3 separate regions of the Mus musculus genome follow, and all the other regions are linked to region 1. Evidence: chromatin loops called from intact Hi-C (ENCODE). Cell type or tissue: left cerebral cortex. All regions are shown on one strand.

Region 1 (8,000 bases):
TCTCACTAGATACTGCTTGCTCTCCGATGTCATTGCAACATGACTCCCAAGATACCATAGTAAAAGGCCTTAGTGGAATAAATCACAAGTGATAGGATATAAATCAATTTTCTAGAAAAGAGAAGCTGCTTGTAGGTTATAGATTGTAAACACACACACTCTCTCTCACACACACACTCATTAACACACACATACACACACTTATATATTCACACACACACTGTCACACACTCACACACACAGTTATACATACTCACACACAGTGGTATTGCTGGGTCATAGGGCAGTTCTATTTTCCGGTATGCAGGGAATTTTCCTAGTGTTTTCCATAAACGGTACCGATTTCTATCTAAAACTGTACTAGGAATTGTTTCTCTTAATGTGGCAGTTTGTAAGCCCTCCAACAGTTTACAAGGGCCCCCTTTATGCCATCCCCTCAATAACAGTATTTTACTCCTTTCCAAAACCATCATAACAAGTATGAAGTGATATCTATCGTGATTTTAATGTGTAAGTCTCTGATAATTAATGTTGTTGAACACTCTTTTTTTTAATATTGCTGTTGGCTATTTATATGTCTTCTATGGAAAATATTTATTTAGGTCCCTTACTTATTTAAAATTGTTGTTTTTCCTTTGATTTGTATGATTTTGTTATATAGTATGTGCTAGCTGGGTGGCTGCTTTCTGTACCAGTCCACACATACCAAGGCTGTTACAGTGAGATAGGATGCCACAAATAACCTAAATTTATTTTCTCAGAGTCCTGAGGCCAGCGGTCTAAAATCAAAGTGCCAGCCGAGCTGTCGTGTCTCTCACTGCTTAAAATCACGTCATCAGCTGGCCAGTGGTGGCGCACGCCTTTAATTCCAGCACTTGGGAGGCAGAGACAGGTGGATTTCTGAGTTCGAAGGCAGCCTGGTCTGCAAAGTGAGTTCCAGGACAGCCAGGGCTACACAGAGAAACCCTGTCACAAAAAACCAAAAAAAAAAAAAAAAAAAAAAAAAAAAATCATGTCATCAGATGGCTATGGTGTGCATCATGTATGTTATAGTATAGTATGTTTCTCTCTTTTAAGGACACCAATTAGATTAGATTAGGGCTCCGAGTTTACAACTTCCTTTGAAGTTTGTCAGTGTACACTCCCTACACCAAATAAACAAGCCCTCCTCCTGCATAGTGATATGCCCTTTTGTTTGTGTATTGTGGCTGCGGCACAAGGTCTTTCCTGAGAGGGCAACCAAATCATTCCAGGTCTGTGGGCTGACTTAGGTCTGAGAGCTGACTGAAAGTCTATGCCTCTCTACTGTGGCAACTAAAGTCAGAGTTTAGCTAACTGATCTAGAACCCTGCCTGTTGGAAATAAGTGACATCCTATTTTAGCTGCCTATATGCTGTTTTCTGAGGACATCTCTCGTGGGCCCGGGTAGGTTGCTACTCTAAAGACAAATGAGTCTACTCTGTCTATTGCTTAAACACTGCTTGGACTCTGCTATTCTGGACTCCTGTCATCTCCATGAAAATCAGGGAGGTCAGCTGAACCATTATCTAGGGCCATGCCTGGCCCATGGGAGAATCCACAGAGTACCTCCACCCCCCACCCCCATCCGTCTCAAAACTTCAATAATGGTAATATCTTCTGTGTCACTGCATGGAGCACAGCTGGGGCATGGGCTTGCAAGCTACATGTGATAAATCTAGTAACAGTATTTGTTTTCCTCTAAGTTGTTAAATTTCCTTTTCCACTCCATGCCATGACGCTCTGGCATCTCCGTCTCATACACTATCCACCAGTCAAGTCACCTCGGGTTGCGGGAGCTGAATGCTTGAGAGTAGAAACACATTTAAAAGTAGATCGACTTTCATTTTCTGCACATCAGTGCATTTGCTTGCAGGTATAGCTGTGCATCATATGCATACAGTACCCCAGGAGGCCACGGGAGGGCGTCAGGTCCTCTGGCGCTGGAGTCAGTGTCCCAGGTTGTCAGATTGGTGCTGGGAACCCAAGCCTTCTGTGGGAGCAACAAGTGCTCTTAAACATTGAGGCATCCTTCCAGCCCAGAGTAGGAATACATGTTTGCTACATTGTGTTACAGTCTTTATTTCATGGCCTCATATCTTTAGAAACCATTTCGAAGCATTGTTCCCAGATTTTTTGCTGACATATATTAGACACAATTGTAATTATTTTGTTATATGAATCATTGCTTCATTTTATTCCACAAGAACACACAGTCCAATGGGATCATATTCTCAGGTAGTTGGTTGTGGTGGTTTTAGGAAAGATGTGAATTCTGTGTCAAGGAATTTGCCCAGATAAAGACAATCACTTTTGGTAGACTTTCTTGAACAGATGAGTATTTTAGGAAAAAAAAATGCATACAACCCCCAAACCTGAAAGATGACAATTTTTTTTTTTTTGAGACAGGGTTTCTCTGTGTATCCCTGGCTGTCCTGGAACTCATTTTGTAGACCAGGCTGGCCTCGAACTCAGAAATCCACCTGCCTCTGCCTCCCAAGTGCTGGGAGTAAAGGCGTGTGCCACCGCCCGGCTTATAGTGATGTTTTACTTGCATGTAAGTCTGGGTACAACATGCGGTACTAGTGTTCAAAGAGACCAGAAGGTACTAGAATCCTCTGAGACTGAGGGATGGCCTACTGAGCTGACTGTATGTGGGTACAGGACCCAGGTCCTTTCTTTAGACCAGTGGTTCTCAACCTTCCTAAAACCTCCACCCTTTAATTCAGTTCCTCATGTTGTGGTGACTCCTAGACACATTTTTTTTTTGCTGCTACTTCATAACTATAATTTTATTACTGTTATGAATCATAATGTAAAATATCCGTGTTTCCTGAGACTCTTAGGTGACTCTTGTGAAAGGGAGCCTTCAAAGGGGTGGAGACCATAGATTGTGAACCACTGTTCTAGACAAACAGCCAGTGTCCTTAACCACTAAGCCATCTCTCCAGTCCAAAACGACAAGGGTTTTAAGCAAAGGAAACCTGGTCTGCTTAGCCACAGAATGACACCCTGCTTCGCTTGGCAAGGGAGACTTAGTCTGACTGTACAAGTCTGTGCTGGGGATGGGATGGGTCACAGAGAACAGAACTGCTAGTCCTAGCCTTGGCTAACTCATTCCAAATTTTAGGATTTTATCAATCACAAGTTAACCCATCAACTTTTTAGAGGAAGGAAAAACAAAAACAAAAACAAAAACAAAAAACCTTGCCATGTCTGAGAATTCAATAGTAACAATAAGTTCAGTGGCTCTAAAACCAAAGTAGAACATTTGATCTTCAGTTATAGAATTCTCCTTGCTACAAGAGGAATCGCTTTGATCCTCATACCTTAAGGATAGCTGATAGACAGGGACTTGCCATTTTTCTTATAAGCATTCGCAAGCACTCCAATGCCTACCACCACCATTGTTATTTAGTCACTTTCGTTGATGTCACCTAGTCCCCATGTACTCGCTCCATTGGCACGTCATCAGAATCAACCACAGGTGATGGCTTAATTAACTGTGATGCTCTTCATGACCCAAATTATCATTCTATTTTCCGTTGGCAAGGAGCTTGAGGCGAAAGTCAACCGATCTGACCTTTAAATCCGTCTTTATGGGTCTCTCTTGGGACTACTTCCTGGACACGGAGGGCTTAGTAAAACTAATTCTTAACTTTAATAGGGAGTTAAATAACCAAGAATTTCCTAGCAAGAAGAAAACCAGAAAGACTATAGACAGCAACTGTGGAGAGCAGGGCTTATAGTTACCTCTTGGACTGATAAAGGGCCCCCAAAAGATGGGTTTCCCATCCAGTCAAGGGCTAAGAGACAGACCTTATGGAGACAGCAGTATGGTTAATTGAAGAGCAGGCATCACTCTGATACTGTTCCCGAACTTGCTATACATTGTTAACAGGGTGCCAGGAAAGTATCCACGACCAACACCATTACAGAACTGTTGGCCAGGGGGGAGCTCTGTACTTGAAAAAGTCAGGAATGCTAGGAGAAACTGCTTATCAGATGTACTAGAACCAGGAAGCAAGTTCCTTTATTTCCTGTAATGTCTCTTCAGCACCCTCTACTGACACAGTGTCCCAGAAGGGTGAAGAGAAACCTCCTTAAAAGGCCCAGATTCATTTTCACAGAGTAGTGGAAAAGGGCGAATTTGGAGCTTGAGACCATAATTCAATAGTGGGTACAGGCATTTCTTAGATCCCCCTCTTACTAGATTTTGTCGCCAGATGTCTACATCTGCCTACAAGAGGCTTTGTCAGCCTCCCTTTTCCCCTGGTTTCACCAGGATGTCGCCAAAAGCAAGAGGAAAAGATGAGTCCTTTTTAGGCTCCTCAGATTTCTTGTCTACCTCCCCTTCCAGCCCTGCACAGACCCTTCCAAGGCAGGCTGATCTGGGCGTTCCAGGATAGAAGACGCGACAAGAGGATGGAATCTGGGGAATGAACCACTGTCGCTCTGGACCTTAGGCTGCTGGAGCCCTGGAGGCACCTCTCTGCTGGCCTCAATTCCTGCAAAGCCGCCTCCCTTGTCACTGAAGCCTCTTGAGGTCTTCCTACTGTCAGGGCCCAGTGAGGCAGGCGCTGGGCGGGCCTGGCGGGCGGCGCGCTGTGATTGGGCGCCAGGGGGCCCGCCCCCTCATCCCGGCGCGTCGGGAGGGGGCGGGGCCAGCCGGCTGCCCAGCTCCAGGGCTGCGGGCGCCTATTGACCCAACGGCCGCTGCGCCGCCGCCGCTGCCGCCGCCGCCGTCTCCTCCGGCTCGTGGCGGGCGGTACAGGAGCGCCGAGTGGCGCTGGGGAACCGGCTCTTCCTTTCGCGGCTGCCGCCGCCATCTCCGCGTTCTCGGGGCGGGAAGGAGGGGGTGCTCCACGGCTGCAGCTGGAGCGGGCTCCTCTCCGGGGACGGTCCTCTCCTCCTCCCTCGGCTTGCCTCCTCCCGGCGCTGCCCGCCCCCTGCGCCCTCCGCGTGCAGCCCGGGCCCGCGAGGGGGAAGGTAGGGGCGGCGGGGGCCGGGAGAGGCCGGGGATCGGACGCACACGCCGAGGAAAGTCCTGGATTGCAGCGCTCCGGCGCACAGGGTGCACCCGGGTCGGGCCCCCGCAGTAGCCGCGGCAGGAAGGGGTTCTTCGGCGGGCACGCGGGGGCGGTGTGGCGGGGGTGGGCCTGGGTGTCCCGGCGCTAAGTTGTGGGGCACGGCGCCTCCAGGTCCAGTTCCTTCTTCCGCGCGCTCCTTGCTCCCAGCGCCGCACACTCGGCCCCGGAGCCGCGGAACCCGCGCGTTCTCTGGGCGCGGAGGACACGCCTGCCCTTGTCGAGAAAACTTTTCCTGCCGACTCAGTCGTGCCGGCCCGTGGCAGGAAGTCGGGCAGAGACCTCTCCTCTGACTGCTCCGACCGCCCTACCGGGTAGCGCTATCCTGCAGGAAAGCAAGTTTGTGGGGACCTTTGCCTTGCTCTCCAGGAGTCTGCCTTGCAGGGACGGCCGGCCTTGGGGAGGGCAGCGGGCCAGGGCGTAGGCCGAGGGCGCGTGGTGGCTCCGGAGACGAGGTGCGGAGCGCAGCCGGGACCCGCGCCGTAGCGCGCGAAGGGTGTGCGGCCGGGAGCAGGGAGCCCTCGGCGATCGCCGGCTGGAGTCCTCAGTCTTCTGCCTCCTTCGGGTGAGGACCGCGTCCTGGCCCCGAGTCCATCGAGGAAAATGAAGTTAAGTCGCCAGTTCACCGTGTTTGGCAGCGCGATCTTCTGCGTCGTAATCTTCTCACTCTACCTGATGCTGGACAGGGGTCACTTGGACTACCCTCGGGGCCCGCGCCAGGAGGGCTCCTTTCCGCAGGTAAGCACCTGGTGGCGGGCGCAAGCTGGAGGGCTGGTCCCGGGGCTCGCACTTCTCGGCACCGGGGCAGGGTGAGGCCGCACCCGACGACCGGCAGAGCCTCATCCGGCTTGCTGAGGTTTCGGACCGCTGAGTTTGCAAAGTGCTGGGCGTCATGCGGTGGCAGCCTTGGCACCGGGCAAAAGAGGACATATTCCCACATTTGCACCCGGGCCTGTGGAAGTGGGCTCGGCCACCTGCTGGTGGGGAACCGGTGTGAGTGTCGCCCCTAAGCTAGCTCAGGGTTAAAGCTGCCAGAGGCCGCCCAGATCCCTGAACGCACCGAGGCGCGGAAATTGATTAAACACAGCCCACCTAGGCAGATTTCTGTTTCTGACCCCTTTCCCTTTCACTGTCTCTTAAGAGATAAAAAAGTTTATTTCCTGTTGCAGCCCTTTGAGATATGGATAGTAGGGTTGATTTTAGTGTCGTCATGCTTCAGCTGTTACCTCGGGTTGGTTTGGAGCAGAGTGGGGAAGCGCCTGTTATTCTCTCACTGGAAGCTGTGCGGCGCTCAGTTCTCTGCGGGGTGGTCCAGCTGGCAGAGGAGTTGAACAAACGACCCACCCGAAGTCTTTCAGGAAAAGTTACTAGCAAATAACAAGAAATGGATGCAATAGGTTCTGTGTGGGAGGTGACCACGTAGCAATTGAGAGTGGCCTTTACGGCTTTTCTCTGTTGACACACATACATTTTAGTAGAAGCAGATGTGTGGAGAAATCCGAAGAATCCAAGTGTTGACAAGCTAACAACTAGTTGACCAGAGCAATCTACAACCTACCCGAATAAGGCTGATGTTTTGCCTTTTTTTTTCTTTTAATATGACAGTTTAAATGACTGGAAATAGCCCTTGCCATTTCTTCTGATATGCCAGGGTCAATGGCTTGGTGGGAATTTAATGAAATCGGAACGAGGACTTGCGGATTCTGTCATTAGTACACAGCACTAGAAGTATTTTTTTCTTTTAGAAGTGTGGAAATAAAAAGCTGGCCACAGACAGATGTTTCCAAATGTTTACAGCTTCTGCTTCCCCTATAGAGCACAGAGAGAAAATATATAACACATGCTCTCTGCTGCCTTTAAATTTTGAACTTGGGAGTTTGCACCGGCCTTGTGCAAAGGCTGGAGTAAACTGGCAGCCAGGGCCCGGGAGATCTGAGCTTTGTCCCACATGCTCTCTAATTTTGGAGTTAAATGTACCTTTCTCCCCCCAACCCCATTTTCAGAGTTTTCTCTTTGCACGAAATATATAAATGGAACTCCTCTTGCCCAGTGACGTCTTAATAGTGTCCTCTAGCTTTGGCTGGGTGATCGCTTGAACATGATTTATGCGAACATCTGCATGGGGTTCTCTGGCAACCTTGACATTTCCCTCTGTTTCTAAAGCAGCGAGTGACTCATTCTGTTACTGAGACATCTCAGGCAGTTGGTTCTCCCATTTTCGTATGAACCCCCAGCTCACTGAGAAGTTGAGGGTTTGCCTAGAGTGTACAGCATTTGGCAGAGCGGTGGTGGTGACCTTAGGAAGTGGTGCGTTGTCTGTTCCGAGAGAGAGAGAGAGAGAGAGAGAGAGAGAGAGAGAGAGAGAGAGAGAGGTGGGGGGGGCTTGGGAGTGGCATCCTCTGTGCTTTATCTGGACTTCATTGTAGAGAGAAGGTTTAGAATAGGTGGGCCACTGAATCTCCCAGTAGCTAAACTCCATAAGCCCTCTTCGTAAGTCTCACGTGTTTGACCATTAACTTCATGTGATGAACCTATCTCCCCAGCTACTGCTCAGTTGGTGGGAAACTGAGGCTTGGGAGCTTCCTGAGCCCAAGGTCGCTTAGGCAAAGTCTGGGACTTGAACAGGCAGCTCTCAGAGTATAGTCTCAGAGTCACAAAGCTGTCTTGCTAGAACTGGGCTCCAGCCTGCCTGTTGTCGGAATTGTGTAGAACAGAAATAGACTTGCTGGTGGTGACTTAGCTTATGATCCACCCCCCACCCCCCCACCCCCGGAAAAGTAAGCTCTAGTATGAAGACAGAATGAATGTGGTCCTTTTCAGGGCTTCAGATTTACGCTTTCCCAGAGAGTCTTCTAATTTACTTTTACAGCCAAACATTATTACGATGCAAACCAT
Region 2 (8,000 bases), 100 kb before region 1:
CTGGTTTCTCATGAGACTCTGGTTTGCAGCAACCAGTGCAAAACAATCGCAGCATCTTTCTGTGTGTGCTCTATGAAGCTGCGTGAAACAAAGATGATCTCCCCAGGAGCATCCTCTGACAGGTTCGGATGTCAAGACTGTATGCGATTCATGCTTGCAGAAGAGAAGTGTGCATTGCTTGAACAGAGAGTCTTCTGGCCAATCCCATAATTGGGCTCAAGAGGCAATGAGGACACCTGGTCCTAATCTGCTGCTGTCTCCACTCAGCCCAGAGAAGTTGCAAATTCCTCCCTGCCTCCTATGTGCATTTTCACGGGTCATCAAAAAAGGACATCTTCCTCATCCTGCTCCACCTTCTAGCTTTCGTTCTAACAAAGTTCTGCCCTTTTCTCTGGCCCATCCTTGTGCCTTTTCCCCCCATCCACCAAACATGTATTTAGAGCCTTTCAGTCCTCCTCCAAATCCTCAAATAACCCTCTCTCCATCTTCAACTTCTATCTCCCCAGAAACGTGGTCATGGCTCTTACAAATCCATGTGCCCTCAGCCTTCTCGGGTGGCTACTTTCCTTCACAATTTTCAGTGAAGTTCAGGGTTAGAAAGGCCCCAACCCACTGCCTTCTGCCTGTGGTCTCTTGTAAAGAAAAGTGTCTTGACTCCAGATTATCCCGACAATTAGACGCAGTCCTCGTTTATGGTCCAATCAGGAAATCGATGGCTTTGGCGATTAGCCCAGCATCCCCTCTTAACCTCGACATTTCTATATGCCTGCCATTATTCTGAAGACTCTGCTGGCCTGGCTGGCCTCTCAGCTCTATGGTCTACTGGCTCACACATCCCTCTGACTGACTCCCTCGGTTTTATTTCCACATTGTGTGCCTTCTCGTGACCTGAGGTTTTGCTGGAGGCCCAGAACCTTTGCAAATCTATGATTGCACAACCCTATGCTGCAATTACAATGTCTTTATAAAATGTTCAATTATTTTATCTGTAAGTAATCACCCACCTTGTCAGAACAGCCCATCCCTGGACTCCACTACTTCTTATTTTCACCAGTGTCTCCCCGAATTTATATATCCCTCCCAGGCAAGCTGGGGGTTAGCAGCCCACAGCTTCAATTATCCTCTTGCCAAATCCTAACATTCTTTTGCTATAATCGCCAGACCAAAAATAAATAAATAAATAAAAATATCAACCTCAGAACAAGTTCATGCCTATATTTTCTCCCTGTTCTCGAGTTGCCACAATTGCAGGCAATCATATGATAACAACGTAAAAACAGCTATCGGGATAAATTCCTGACATCCATAACCGAGGGTAGAGGAAGCGAGACTGCACTAACAGACACAGAGTTAGAGATGTGGTAGGCAAAGGAACATCAAATGCAAAGGCTTGACAGAGTGCAAGCATGTGGCTTGCCTATGCTGTACTTCCAGAATAGGCTGTCAGGGACTCTCTGTTGGTCTCAACCACACTGGAGCTTTGGCTATGAAAGGATCCATTTCAGCTGAAGAGCCACAGCCACGGCAGCAGAGCTATTCCTGTTTATCTTCCACTAGTCAAAGAAATTCAGGAAACCTTTTATGAATCCAAGGACTGGAGAGAAATGTCATCTCATTACTTAGCAGAAGTGAGGATCAAGTACAGTCGGTGACTGCTGTCACCCCTCAGCCTCAGTTATTCCTGGGATTCCTAGTATGTGACTGCATTCAGGGCTTCCTCTCCTATGCCCTCTCCCTTTATCTCCTCTCCTGTCTCCTCTCCCTTCCCCTCATCTCCTCTCCTCTCCCCTCCCTTCTTGTCCACTCTCCTCTCCTCTCCCCTCATCTCCTCTCTTCCCCTCCTCTCCTGTCTCCTGTCTCCTCCCCCTCCTTTCTCTTTCCTCTCTCCTATGTATCTCCTCTCTCCCCTCTCTCTCCTCCTCTCTCTCTCCTGTCTTCTGTCTCTTGATACTCTCCTTTCTGTCTCCTCTCTCTCCTCTCCTCTCCTCTCCTCTCCTCTCCTCTCCTCTCCTCTCCTCTCCTCTCCTCTCCTCTCCTCTCCTCTCCTCTCTCCGCTCCCTCCTTTCCTCTCTCCTGTTTCCTTTCTTTCCCCTCTCTCCTCTCTCCTCCTTTATCCTCTTTCCTCTGTCCTCCTCTCCTTCACTACCCTCTCCAGTTATTTTTCACAACTCATGTTTGCCAAAGTCGGGAAGAGATTAAACTGTCCTTAGGACAGTGGCTGTGGGAATAGATCACCCAGTTGCTTCATCTGTACCGCCAAGACAGGAGAATTTGCCAACATGTGATGCTAAGGGGGCATAGAAAATAACAGAGAGTATATTTGAAAGGCATCATATCCATAAGTATGAACACATGGGACTATAAGTCGATTCTGTTATCTATTATTTCATTTACCTAACACATAAAACCCAGCAGAATGGAAATGTTCACATCATAATAGTTTAGAATTTAAGTCTTGGGGACAAACAGATTCTTTTTGTATACTTATTTACATAGTCCCAATGCCTACAATCAAACACATAGCAACTATTCTATAAACATTTGCCAATTATGGTAAGCTTTGTAGCTTATATGGAACAATTTGTAAGATCGCATTACGGTTGTATGGAATATGAAATATTTTTATCTAACTTCATATGTAAGGCACAATTGCCTGATTCTATGCACAGCTAAATATTTCTTCATTGCTCGTTATAAAATAAAGAATGTGTGTTGGGAAGTGTAGGGTGCTGGCAATCTCAAAGAAATAAGATCCCAAGTCCTACAAAATGACATTCCGGAACTACAGTTTTATTCACTGAGCTTTTCCTATTCTAAATGCTGTTCTAACTTAGAGCAGGTTTGTATATGCATAATAAAGTGTTATCATTATTATGGACTTAAAATGTATCATCCAACATATGGCAAATTTTAAAAAAATATTTTCATTAAATAGAGAGAGAGAAAGAGAAAGACTAAGCAGATGTTGTCTGGCATGTTAATCTAACAGAAAATACTAACAAGTTCTCCCTTTAAAAATAATTGGAGCATGACTCAGTATGTAGTCAACAAACTACGAGCCTTTCATTTTTATGTAACGTAGTTCATATCTTCATTTTATCAGAAAGCAGTAGTGTACACCAGTAGACCCATGGCCACCTGCCTGCGTGATTACACAATCACTGTGGGTTTGATCTTGGAAGCTAACTACTTTATTGATATTATTCCTTGAAAACATATACAACTCTGAGAATTCTTCAAACTTGTGAAGTTAGGAGGGATATATATATATATATATATATATATATATATATATATATATATCTTTCTGCAGAATATTCTTTGTATATTAGGGTTCCACTCAGAGTATCCATTTAATGCTATGTATCAAGTGACGGTCACAAATCAGCAGGTTTCTGGCAAGTTGCATAGAGAAGTGACAGTCATGTCACTGTATTTACAGAGGCAGACAGAGCCTTTGTGCCTCACAGCGACTCAGGGCAGCAGATAGCAAATAAACAGGGTTTACTGTGCTACAAAGACTCTTGAAGGCTCAGGGCTCTCTGTTGACCTCCATAGCTGAAATCAGTGAGATGCCTCGTTACGCCTCCTGAGGGCAGCATTTAATACCTCTCTGGACCCAGCCTCTTCATCAAAACCATGTCTCCTACTCCCTAACCTTAGCCTTAGGTGGAGTCTTGCTTCTGATCGCACAGCAAAGTGCAACTAATCTGTTAACGTGCACTTGATGTGTTCTCTTTCAACAACTCAAAACGTATTTGAGTCTCCGCTACCGGCAAAGGATAGACCAGGCTCTAGAGTAAAGAGAGCAAAGAAGCCGCTCTCTTTCTCCATTGCTAGCTGTAGCATCCGATAACATTCAATTTTAGATTTGTAAAAGCTTAACCAAAAGTAAGAAATAATTAACGAGAAGGCACTGCGAGGCTGCATGTTCAGCACTCCCAGACACACTAAGATCCATTGCTTGCATCGCAGACCAGAGTTGCAGGCTGTTGTCTGGCTGGTAACTTCCTGCAATTTCCAATTGGCACAGCGTGTTAGCAAATGGGAGACCAAATTCAGACTCATAGAGTTCACATAAAAATATAACGTCTCAGTTTCTGTGGTCACATCTGACTCTGTCAGCCCCTCATTCCTGGCACCCATTCAAGGTGCTGCGCGGTGGTACCTGTTCAAAGTTTGTCATGCTTCTCATCTGTCTGTCTTTATTCTTGCTACTCAAGGTGAGTCTTGGTGATTATTTGCCAACATGCTTGGAAAGCAACAGAGAGATGGGTTTTGCCATGGCTATAAGGACATAAAAACCATGTGCTGTGTTAACCGTCTGCTATTAGGCTATGACACCATTTGCTTCTCCTCTGTAAGCATCTGGGCTTAGGGATGCTTGTTTAGGAGGTAATAGGTATAAAGAACAAGATGGAAAGGAAAAATAAGGAAGAAGACATTGAAGAGAGATAAAAGTTATGTTATTAGATGGAGTGGTAGCTACTGGGAGAACCATCATGGGCTAAAAGCTGTGGTGGTTTGTGGGTAGAGGGTAAAAGTCAGAGAGAGAGAGAAGGGGGGGGAACCATCAGGAAACAAGGCATGAAGGTGAATTTGTGATGAAATCTTAAGTTCTAGAATGTAAAACATAATTCTGTATATGGAAATAATAATAATAAAAATAATAATAATTGTATAATATTATAGTTAATTATACATTATTAATCATCACTAAGTAAATTACTATTTCATGAAATCATTAAACAATAATTTATAAGTATATATTATTATAATTATAAATACATTTCAATATAAATTATATAATATATAACATCATGTTACATTATATTTTATGAATATTTATATTATATAAAATATATAATATAAAATATAATATATAAATGTAAATATATAATATATTCATATTAATTTAAATATAATATGAATATATAATTGTTATATATTATTTATCTATAAATTGATTATATATAATTAAAATAAGAATAATATCTCTGTCACATTGTTGTTGCTTGCTTTTTGTTTTCCCTTCAAAAGGGTATTATAGGTTGGTCTCCCAGTTCCTAGACTTGAGAGGTCCTCCCTCAAAGCTGAGACCACAGACAGACAACTCTGAGTGCTCCCTAACCTTTTGAGGGTTCCATCCTGTGGAAATCACTGGCTACTTTAATTTACTCTCTCACAGGTAAGGCTGGCACTCAGCACCACTCAGTACTGGGGTAGAACATCGACAGAGTCATCTTTAGGTCATGTCTAAGGATTTCCTTTCTCAGCTAGTTTACTGCAGGGCTGTAGGACAGGGCCAGGGAGGGGCACTAAGACAGAAGGTATAGGGCCATGGAGACCCCAATGCTCATGGATTTTGAATGTGTTTCTGAGGCCCATTTAGACTTGGCCTTGTCTCTACTCCTCCAATGTGATTATACAGTACTGTGCCTGTGGCCACATCTGTGACAGGAGATGGCCCCCAGGTCCAGATGGTAGCTCAGTACATGTGGCTGCTTGACAGTCCAAGTCTAGTCACTCAACCTCTCCAGGAGTCCAACTCTATTCCACGGGTTTCTTCAAAGAATTATCACAGAAGCATGGTTTTATTCTTAACCAACACAGATCGGCACATAATTCTCTGCTCCATCTTTCCCAGGGGCTTAATTCAGCATTTACAACAACAGTAAGTAGTCCTTATAAATTGTATAGCCCCCCCCAAAAAAAAATCATTTGCCAGATCGAGAGTGTTAAAGGTGACAGCCCAGAATAAATTGATTTGCAGTCATTGAGATGTATCTGGGAGCTTCGGCGGTACAATCAATTAGCACTTGGTACTTACAAGACAGCCCAGGCAGAGATGTATCTGTAACTGATGTCCTGACCTGATTAAGTTTATAAAAATCTATTGTTCTTTTTCAAAACTCATCTTTCTTCTGCACGTGACAAACTGGGGAAATTTCTGCAAATGGGATAGGAATTACCATCCTTGGCATGTCTCAGTTTTAGGTGATCATAGGAATCTCTAAATATCTCCCTCAAGACTGTAGAATATTTGTGACTTTTGTCAAAAAAAAAAAAAGGCTGTTCCTATTATGATATGGCTCTACTCAAGGATTTGACATAGGGTTCTGCAAGTTGGGAAAACCACCACAAGGCACTAGGTCCTCTGGAAGACACCCTTGCCAATGTTCCCCCTATTCCTGACAACTCATTTCCCAGTACAGCTAGTAGACCCTAAAATGTGGGGTTCTCCAAGGGTTAAGCATTTTAGAACCAGTGTTCAGAGACCCTACAATGATGAGGTATTTTTCTGCCACACGGAACTGTTTTGATAAACAAATATGTTTCCTTGGAGGAAAAGCTAGGACAAGATTTTGAAGTCCAGTCTTGTTGCCATCTCCTGTGTCCTTCCTTGTGACATCACAGCCTCCTTGGTTTTGAAGGGCCCTGTGAAGACAAATTAGATCTGCAACTCTGCTAAGGCTTCTTAATAAAGGAGACAGCTGTGCGTTAGACTTGAAAAAAAATGGTGAATCAATTATTATTATAAAACATTTACAACTTTATAGTAAAGGAGATCTGTGATTGAAGAAATGTCCCTGACAGCAATCAGTGTAGACAAAACCTTCAGATCACAAACTCGGGCTTCTTATCCAGTACAGTAACCTTGGCTGCCTTATCTCTGGTGGCAAGTGCTGTCACCAGGCCTCTGGATGTCCTTGCAGCATGCCCAAATAGTGTCATACTGTACAACCATCACTAATCCACAGAAGAATGTCACTGGTACTTTCAAAGACACTAATACATCTCTCAGGGCCTCTTGCCTCTCTTGGGGGACATAATGGGGATAGGGCAGATGATCAAATGGCTTCTGACTGATACATCCCAATATTTTTGGCTTTTGATTTTTTTTTTTTTTTTTTGGTTTTGTTTAGAAATCAATTGCATTTAATGAAGGCTACTCTTGGGTCCTGGTTTTAGTTATCCCGTCAAGTAAGCCATCTAGAGAGTCATCTCAGACATTCTGATGGAGTGTTGAGTCTGGTCTACAGTTGGCCATTGCCCATCTTATGCTTCTTGTTGTTGAATCTAAAATCATCACATTGCATCCTCACAAGTGCTTTCCAAGGTTCTAACAATAGAATAAATCTTTCAGTTCTTCAGTGCATGTATTATATGCCTGCCTAGATCAAATCCTACACCCCAGGGTCTATTGGTCTCTAACTTTAGCTATTGGGCCACAGAACCACCAGAAACGGTAGTGAGACGTGACTATGACTATGCCAGGGTCTTAAGCAAGAGGAGGGTAATTTTAAAAAAGGAAAAAAGAAGGATTGGTGGGACTTGAAAGTTTATGATTCTCCAAATGATTGGAATCTGCCTAAATGTCCTCACTTTCAAATTTTGCTCTTTCCTAATCAATGCCCTAACTTTTACATAAGAGACCTGGCATGTCTGTGAATTCCATTTGGGTTATAATTATCCAACCTACAGGATGGAAAAATTATACATTAGCCATATGGCTACGAGAGGTATTTTTAGGGCAATCCTGGAAGTTTCCCCATCACTGAAACTTGAGCTGAGGATTGGAAATCGTAACCTTTTCTTTAGAGGCAGAGAGCCTACTCTGTTGTCCTTTCCTTCTTACTGATTTCCTCTCTAAATCCTATGGTCATAGTTAACAGTCTTGTCAAGGCTTTTCTATAATGAACCCTTCACTCCAGGAAGCTACAGGTAATTATCTGGATCCCGTGCCCCAGAATACAGGCATCCCATTTTTCACCGGTCTTAATTGCTGCTCAGTCTAACCAAATCAGCTAACTGAATCTCAGAGTTGTATCTTGGGGTTGCTATAGCTTTTAATCACCTCTGGAACCAGACTCTGATAAAGTCAAGAGTTCTGCCTAGAAAGGGCTTGCCTTTCTAGGTTGAACCAGGAAAGGCTGATTAAATACAAAGGGAATTAAACTTGGAAAATCTCTGGGCCGCCTAGAATCAAGGGAGAAACA
Region 3 (8,000 bases), 1.0 Mb before region 1:
GAGATGTCAGTTTCATGGGATGACCAGCAAGAAGAGTAGTCATAGTAGAGTGGAGTCAGCTGGAGCCTCCTCCATGTGCATTGAGCAGCACCCCTCTACAGCCCCTGTATCAGCTCCTGCCTTCAGGTTTCTGTCCTGCTTGAGTTTCTGTCTTGACTTCATTCTGTGATGAACAGCAACTTGTTCTGCATGGTTCAGAGAGCAGAGCCAGAGAAGTGACCCAAGCCATTTGTAGAATGGTGAGTAAATCCCAGACATTAGATGTTGCGATATCCATAATGTCGGAGTAAGGTTTTTGTTTTATTTAGATTGTGACTGTGCTCTGCTTATCCCCCTTGGAAGTAAGAAAGCATTTAATTAATTTTATTTTACATGATCCCACAGTTGAGAGACTTTGAATTTTAAAAGACTTTGCCGTTTTTTAAGTATTTGTATTTTTAAGGACTGTAAGTTTTAAAATTTTTGGGATGTTTATATTAATGTGTGATCTTGAAGAAGTAAAGGAAAGAAGGGTTGTGGCTTAATGATGATGTACACGTGTGTCAAGTTGACCAAAGGGTCAATTATGCTGGATGGTTCTGTGTCAGCTTGGCACAGGCTGCAGTTATCTAAAAGGAGGGAGCCTCAGTTAAGAAAATGCCTGCATAGGATCTGGGTGTAGGGCATTTCTTAATTAGTGATTGATGGGATAGGGTTCAGCCCATGGTGGCTGGTGCCAGCCTTGGGCTAGTGGTCCTGGGTTCTATAAGAAAGCAGGCTGAATAAGCCATGAGGAGCAAGCCAGTGATCAGCACCCCTCCATGGCCCCTGTGTCAGCTCCTGCCTTCAGGTTCCTGTCCTGCTTGAGTCCCTATCCTGTCTTCCTTCTGTGATAAACAGTGGTGTGGACCTGAAAGAAGCCAAATAAACACTTTCCTTCCCAAGTTGCTTTGATTGTGGTGCCTGATCACAACAATAGTAACCCTGACTAAGACATCAAGAAGATCTAAATCTCTATTTGAAGGCCATAACGTGTTTTCTCATTAACCTAAAATGTCTAACCTGTCGACTTAAAGGAAGTTAAGGAATACTCAGGATCCAGTACACATGCGTCCACTTTCTCCAATAATAGCAAGCTGCATAGTTTGTATAATTTTCATCCACCTACATGTAAAACTCTATGTGACTTCGTCCCATGTGTGGATTTGTATAAACTACTTTATTTCTTTGGCTGAGTTTGTTTTACATCTGCCTTGTCCCTGTCACCTAGAAACATCAGTCTGCTCTACATCTCTATGACTGTGTCATTTTTAAGAACGGTATGTGAATGTGGTTGTACAGTATTTAGCCATTTGAGGCTGGCTTTCAACTAAGTGTGATTACCTTGTGATCCACCTTGGCTGAGCGTTGTAGAAGTTTATTCTTTTTTATTGCTTACTGGTAGTACATTGGTGTATGGTTCATCTGTTGAAGGACATTAGATTGCCTTTTGTGTTTGGTGATGAAAGTAAAATTGCTGTGAATATTCTATCTAGGTTTTTGTATAAGTATCTTTGGGACAAATGCCCTAAAGTGTGACAGGTGGGTTATAAGGCAGATACATGTTTGGTGTTTGAAGAAACTGCCAAGTTATTTCTTGAAGTTGTTGTATCCTTTTGCACTCTTCCCAGGAATACATGCATGGTGTGTCGTCTCCTTGTGCTGGGACCACTGAGGGCTGCCATTATTCTTTCCCACAGCTGTTCTAGCAATCTTGTGGTGAGCACACTAGGGCTTTACTTTGCGTTTCTGTAACGGCCAACAGTGCTAACAGTCTCTCACTCTGCTTGCTTGCTGGTCTTACCTCGTTCTTGGTAAGCAACTCTTCATTTCATTATACATTTTTAATTGTATATTTACTTTTTCTCCTTCCTTCTCCTTATCTCTTCCTACTCCTTAACTTTTGAGATTTGTATTCAGAATAAAAGTGCTTGTCCCCGTGTGAGGTTCATGTATTCTTCTCCGTCCTATAATCATAACACAATCTTTCACAGAGTAAATGTTTCAGGTGGGTCCTAGTTCATGTTCTTTTGCTGTGATAAAACACTGATCAAAACATCTTGGGGAGGGGAAGGGTTTATTGGGCTTATAGTTACAGTCCACCACCAAGGAACGTCAACAGGGACTCGGCAGGCACCTGGAGGCAGAGACTTACAGACGCTGTGGAGGATGGAGGACCACAGCTAACTGGCCTGTTCTCCATGGCTTGCTCATCTTATGTTCTTATTCAAGACCAGCTACTCCAGGATGGTACTGACTGTAGTCTGCTGGGCACCTCCCACACCCATCGACAACCAAGGAAGAAGTCTACAAGCCAATCTGATTCCTGGGTGGCTTTAATTTCTGTCAAGTTGAAGCAGTCTAACTAGCACATATATTAAGGGAATTAGTCTATGATTATCATATTTCTAGGAAATATCTTTCCTGGCTATGGTACCTTTGTTTCATAGTTTTTCTTTCTATTGTAGCCAATTTGATCATTATTTTAATTCGATGTCCATTTTATATTATACTTTCTCTAAACTGTACAAAATATATTTTTTTCCCAATTTGGCATCTGTAATTTGCTCTTCGATTTTGTTCAGCTGCCTCAAAAAACATAGCTCTTTACAAAAGATTTTTAATCATTGACATTTCAGCGATCCTGTCTTTATGTCACTGCTAATTTGAGATGTTAAAGTTGACCTCTAAAGAGTACACCCAAGTCTTGTGTCTGTCAATACAAAAGCTGACAATGTTGTCTCCCAGAGTAGCGTGCACTCTATATCCGTCCTTCTGCCATTCAAAACCCCATGATAGAACTGGATGTGTATCCCAGTGGTGTGAGGCACGCTGAATTCAATCCTAACTGCGCAGCATCAAACAGCAAATTCTACACAAAAGGGAAGTAAGAAGATGGCATGAAAGATTAAAAAGTATACATAGCTATAGGCAAATAAAAGAGTAAAATTTTATAGAATATTACATATAACTATGAAAATATATTTGAAATGATGAAAGAATTGATTTACTTAGAAAAATATAATTAATCAAAATTGAACAAAGAAATTGAATTGGTCAGTTTTCATGGAGGAAATGGAGATTTGCCATCGCAAAGGGGACTGAGACATGGCACAGCAGTAGTGGAAAAGTGACATCCACTTTACACTGGTAATGAATGGGCAGATCACAAAATAATAAGGTTTGTAAAACCAACTGCCCGGGGTTCCGTTTAATACAGCAGGCCTGCCAAAGCAAAAAGATGAAAGTGGTCGGATGCCTTCTCATTTCTTTTAAGTTAATGACTGTATAATTTTTCTCCAGAGAAAAGATGTTGTATATAGAAATGAACAGATGTGGGTCTGGGGCCCTGGTTCCACTTTGTTTAATTACTGAATTTTATCTGTTTATTCTAGAAGCCTCCAGATGGCAGCATTTTCCTGTGGAAGAGATGCTGGGTGCTTGTGGCTCAGCTCTGCTTTGCTTTCTAACAGCACCCAGGAGTCAGGCTGTCAACAGGAGGAGACAGGAGGAAAGGTGGGAGACATGTTCCAGAATATTCTGAGCTGTTATACTCTAATGTACCATCCACAAAGAACCTTTGTGAGTTGACAGCTTGCATAGGCAGTTCCCCAACAACCATAATAGAAAGAGGGTTTAATTATTTTATATATATAAAGCAATATATATACCCTGTTTTTATATAACAAAATTTATTGATATATGCATATATATATGTATATATCTTATTTTACTTATTCACTTTACATACTGCCCGTTGCCCTTCTTCTGGTCACCTCCTCCCACAATCTTTTACCCCACCCTCCTGAAACAGGTATTTTATTTTGAGTTAAGTTTGTAACACTCTGGTTAGAAAGCTGATTTGTGTGTGTGTGTGTGTGTGTTTTGTTCTTCACATACCACTTGCACAGAAATGATTTTTATTTTTCATATTTTAAACCTTGGGCAGTGAAGAGTCAAGATTGCAATCACGCAGACGCTAACACTCAACCCTTATTAACTGCAATCGTCATGGTGTGGCGACCCCCAACCATAACATTATTTCGTTGCTACTTCCTAACTGTGATTTTGTTGACGTGATGAATCATAATGTAAATATCCAATGTTCGACCCTTGTGAGGAGCCGGGACCCACAGGTTGAGAACCACTGCTGCGGAGCCAGTCCTCGGCGCTCTGCTTATCATGGCATTCTCTGGTCCCAACATCCCGCTTCTCCTCACACCTGGAGTAAACCAGAGGCCTTCGATGCCTCTGAACCATCTGCCCTTCCCGCCCCTCTCAGCATCTTCTGTCACTTTGTTGTAACGCTGCTCTTTCTTCCTTGAATGCAATTATGTCTTTTCTGTGTCAGGATCTTCGCTTCCCAGCACCTCTAGGGTTGTGTGGCTCGCTTACCCATTCAAGTCTTTCAGCTATCATTTTTCAGAGAGTTCTTCCCTGATCACTACCCCCTTCTCTTCATTGTGTCTTTATTCCCCCCATATTAAAATAAAGAAAATATCTGATGCGTTCTCGTGTGTCTTAACCAAACACAATATAAATTCCATGAAAAGATGGGGCTTTTTTTTTCTGTCTTCCTTAATCTATAAAAATGCCCAACATATGCCACATACTAGGTGCTCAATAATGAGTTTGTTGATTGAATGAAAGAACAGAGCAAACTTCAGTCAATTTATATGTCCATTTCATCCGTTTTGATATAGCATGTAGCAAATAGAACACAGAAGCTCAAACTCTGTTGAGAGATAGTAGTAATTGTCAGTACTGGCATCATTTTCTACGTTTTTTTTAATTTTTATTTTGTTCTTTTCATTTCTTACTTTTCTTTTTTTCTTTCCTTTTCCCTTTTTCTTTTCCTTTCTTCCTTCCTTTTTTATTTATTATTTCCTAAGCATATATTTGATTTTAAAAACCACCCCCCCAAGGGTTAAGAGCACAGTCTGCTCTTCCAGAGGTCCTGAGTTCAATTCCCAGCAACCACATGGTGGCTCACAACCATCTGTAATGGATCAGATGCCCTCTTCTGGTGTGTCTGAAGACAGCTATAGTGTACTCACATACATAAAATAAATCTTCAAAAACAAAACAAAAACACCCCCAAGAAATTCCACAAGTCCCTCCCACAGATAGAGCCATGGCAAAGGCTGCTGAGAAGAGAGGAATTGTTCTTGACTAAGAATGAGGTCCCTGATAGATTATCTAGTCCTGTTATTCCTAAACATATAAATATACACTAGACTCGGAGGTGTGTGTGTGTGTGTGTGTGTGTGATAATAATTAAAACAAGAGGCTATGAGGTGTGAGGAAAACCCCCCAACCATAAAAAAAACTTAATAAAAAGTTCTCCCTAAATTTACCAGTGATCATATAAATTATAGCAGCCTGATATCTCTAGCACTTACATAATTAAAAGTGGGATCAGCATCAAATTATCCCATAAGAGATCATTGAAATTAATTCTTAAATGAAGGTAATTTTATTGAGAACTTCTGTAAGTCACTGAAAGAGCTTGTCACGGATGTCAGAAGAGTATCTGCATTAGTAATCCCGGATGATACTTCGTCCTGCAAACAGCTCTCAGGCATAGAAGCTGCAGGCTGGAGAGTGCAAGGTGAGAGTAAATGAAGACTTGAGATCCACTCACTCAGGCTGCATCTCAGCTGCAGTTCAGTTCCTGGTACTGCTACCAGCCGGTCCTCGCCTTGTGAGTGGACTGCATCCTGCATGCACATGTGCAAAGAAAAAGTCCGAGAAATTCTACTAAGTTAAAAGAAATTCATTAAATACTCTTTCCATTTGCATGGATATAGTTATAACCACAGTGCATGAATTCACTAATTAAAGTTTTAATAAAATATTCTATTATAAAGGATATTCGAATAATTTCTTAATTTTTTTCCTTGGTACTAAGAAAAACAATTCCAAGCTGAATTATATTACATATTTTCTTGGAAGAATAATAAAGGACTTAATTTTTCATAGAATCTTACTGAGTACTCCTCTCAGTTTTCTAAATGCCCAATACCTTAACTTTTATTGAAAAAATGATTATGATTATTTTGTTCATACTTATAAAATAATAACTTTAATCTGTTATTCTATAATGTCCTAAGCACTATGCTGAGCGTATTCAAATTACTTGACAAATATTCCTGGGCTAGGCTTGGAAGCTGGATGTCTTCATCATAGGGCTTCAGTGGCTCTAACTTCTCACTTACTTGGTGAAATCTTCAGAACTGTCTGAACTTGGTGGCCTACTCCTTCCCTTTCCTTAGGCTTCAGAGGTCTTGTAGCCTAGGCTGGCCTCAAACTTGAGTGCTTGATTACAGACATACCACCTTGCCCAGTTTTATGTGGTGCTGGGAATGGAAGTCAGGGCTCTGTGTATGGCAGGCAAATACTGTACCAATTAAGTAACATACCTAGCTCCGAATGGCTAAAACTTTTAATGAAGGAAAGCCCATGTATCATGACAAATCAGGTCAAGTTAGCATAAATTGTGCAGGAGAGTAATGAAGCTCCTTCATGTTTTATCGCCATAAAACCAGTGACATGTTAAGGAATTGCTGCCTATAACAGTAGTATTGCTTCGGTTTATTTCCACAGGTACAAATCTGATGCATGTGTGTCTTGTACCTTTTCAATGAGATCCTCACTAATTGTCTTTAGTGATGTCTTAGTTACTTTTCCACTTGTGTGATAAGATACCATGACCAAAGCAACTTATAGAAGAAAGCCTATATGAGGAGTTCAGAGTTTCAGAGTATGAGTCCATGATCACTATGTCGGGATCATGGCAACAGGGAGGCAACAGGTATGCTAGAGTTTACTCCAACAAGGTCACACCTCCTAATCTTTCCCAAACAGTTCTATCAACTGGGAACCAAGTATTCAAACATATGTTCCTATGGAGACCACTCTTATTCAAATACCGCAGACTATTTCTTGCCTTGACTTAACACAGGGTAATTCATCATAGGGAAGCTTTTTGATGCAGAAACTAAAACCTTCTCAGTTATATGACAAGATCACAGTACATTTTTCTAGCATAACAAGGTGGATATAATGGACATCTGTAGTTCATTTCTGCTTAGCATCCGTTCCCCTATAATGATATCAAGTACACCTCTTCAGGGAACCATCCTCCACCACTGGTTCATTTATATCTATGTTTAGGGTATGTGGCAGGAGCAAGAGGTTGAATTATGTTCTGATGTTGATGGTTGGTACACAACAGTTGGGAGTCATGCATGTCTTTCTCTTAGTTAGGGTATCTATCACTGTTTAAAACACCATGACCAAAAGCAACTTGGTGCTAGATAAAAGGTTTATTTCATGTTATACTTCTACATTACAGGCTACAATAGAAGGAAGTCAGTCTAGAAACACAAGTCAGGAACCTGATGACAAGAACAGAAGCAGACGCCCTAGGGGAGCACCGTCTTGCTTCCCATGGCTTTCTCAGTGTGCTTTCTTATATAACTCAAGGTTATCTGCCTAGGGGTGGCTCCGCCCACAGTGAGCTGAGCCCTTCTGCATCAACCATTAATTAATAAAATAATCAGAAGGCTTGCCAACAGGTCAATTTTGTGATGGCATTTTCTCAAGATTCCCTTTTCTCATGTACATCTAGGTTTGTGTCAAATTGACAAAAACTACCATGATCTATGATTCTAGCTACAGTTCAAAGCTGGCTAGTGAATTACAGCTATGAACATCAGTATAAAACTTTCTGCTAGAACTTCTGGGAAAAGAATGCTCCCAAGAGTTAGGTCTACCAGAAATGAATCCACACACCTATGGTCAGTTGATCTTTGACAAGGGAGCTAAAACCATCCAGTGGGAAAAGGAAGAATTTTCAACAAATAATGCTGTCACAACTGGCGGTTATCATGTAGAAGAATGCAAATTGATACATTCTTATCTCCTTGTACAAAGCTCAACTCTAAGTGGATCAAAGACCTCCACATAAGACCAGAGAC

What was found. Peaks named below come from ENCODE experiments on the same cell type or tissue, not always from the same donor. Only the 100,000 strongest peaks of a DNase experiment are listed, where the experiment ranks them.
Region 2: a loop joins it to region 1, with 4 times the contacts of the local background. A loop is called at or near these places in 5 of 42 quality-filtered maps.
Region 3: a loop joins it to region 1, with 2.7 times the contacts of the local background. A loop is called at or near these places in 5 of 42 quality-filtered maps.

The regions. Positions count from the first base shown.
Region 1 is chr17:64,596,028-64,604,027 of GRCm38, forward strand. Man2a1 (mannosidase 2, alpha 1) reads left to right here and starts at 5,622. Exons shown (of 22, transcript NM_008549.2): 1 at 5,622-5,843. The coding sequence starts at 5,709. In left cerebral cortex, CTCF peaks have their summits at 1,926 (motif pointing right), 4,078 (motif pointing left) and 6,379; DNase peaks (open chromatin) are centred at 4,131, 4,597, 5,459, 6,059 and 3 more places; H3K4me3 peaks cover 3,807 bases; H3K27ac peaks cover 3,227 bases.
Region 2 is chr17:64,495,889-64,503,888 of GRCm38, forward strand. No RefSeq gene overlaps it. Among named protein-coding and RNA genes, the nearest start is that of Gm35098, 29 kb to the right of the region's middle. In left cerebral cortex, a CTCF peak has its summit at 3,587 (motif pointing right); DNase peaks (open chromatin) are centred at 3,596 and 7,522; H3K27ac peaks cover 373 bases.
Region 3 is chr17:63,572,342-63,580,341 of GRCm38, forward strand. No RefSeq gene overlaps it. Among named protein-coding and RNA genes, the nearest start is that of Fbxl17, 76 kb to the left of the region's middle. In left cerebral cortex, a CTCF peak has its summit at 3,417 (motif pointing right); a DNase peak (open chromatin) is centred at 3,465.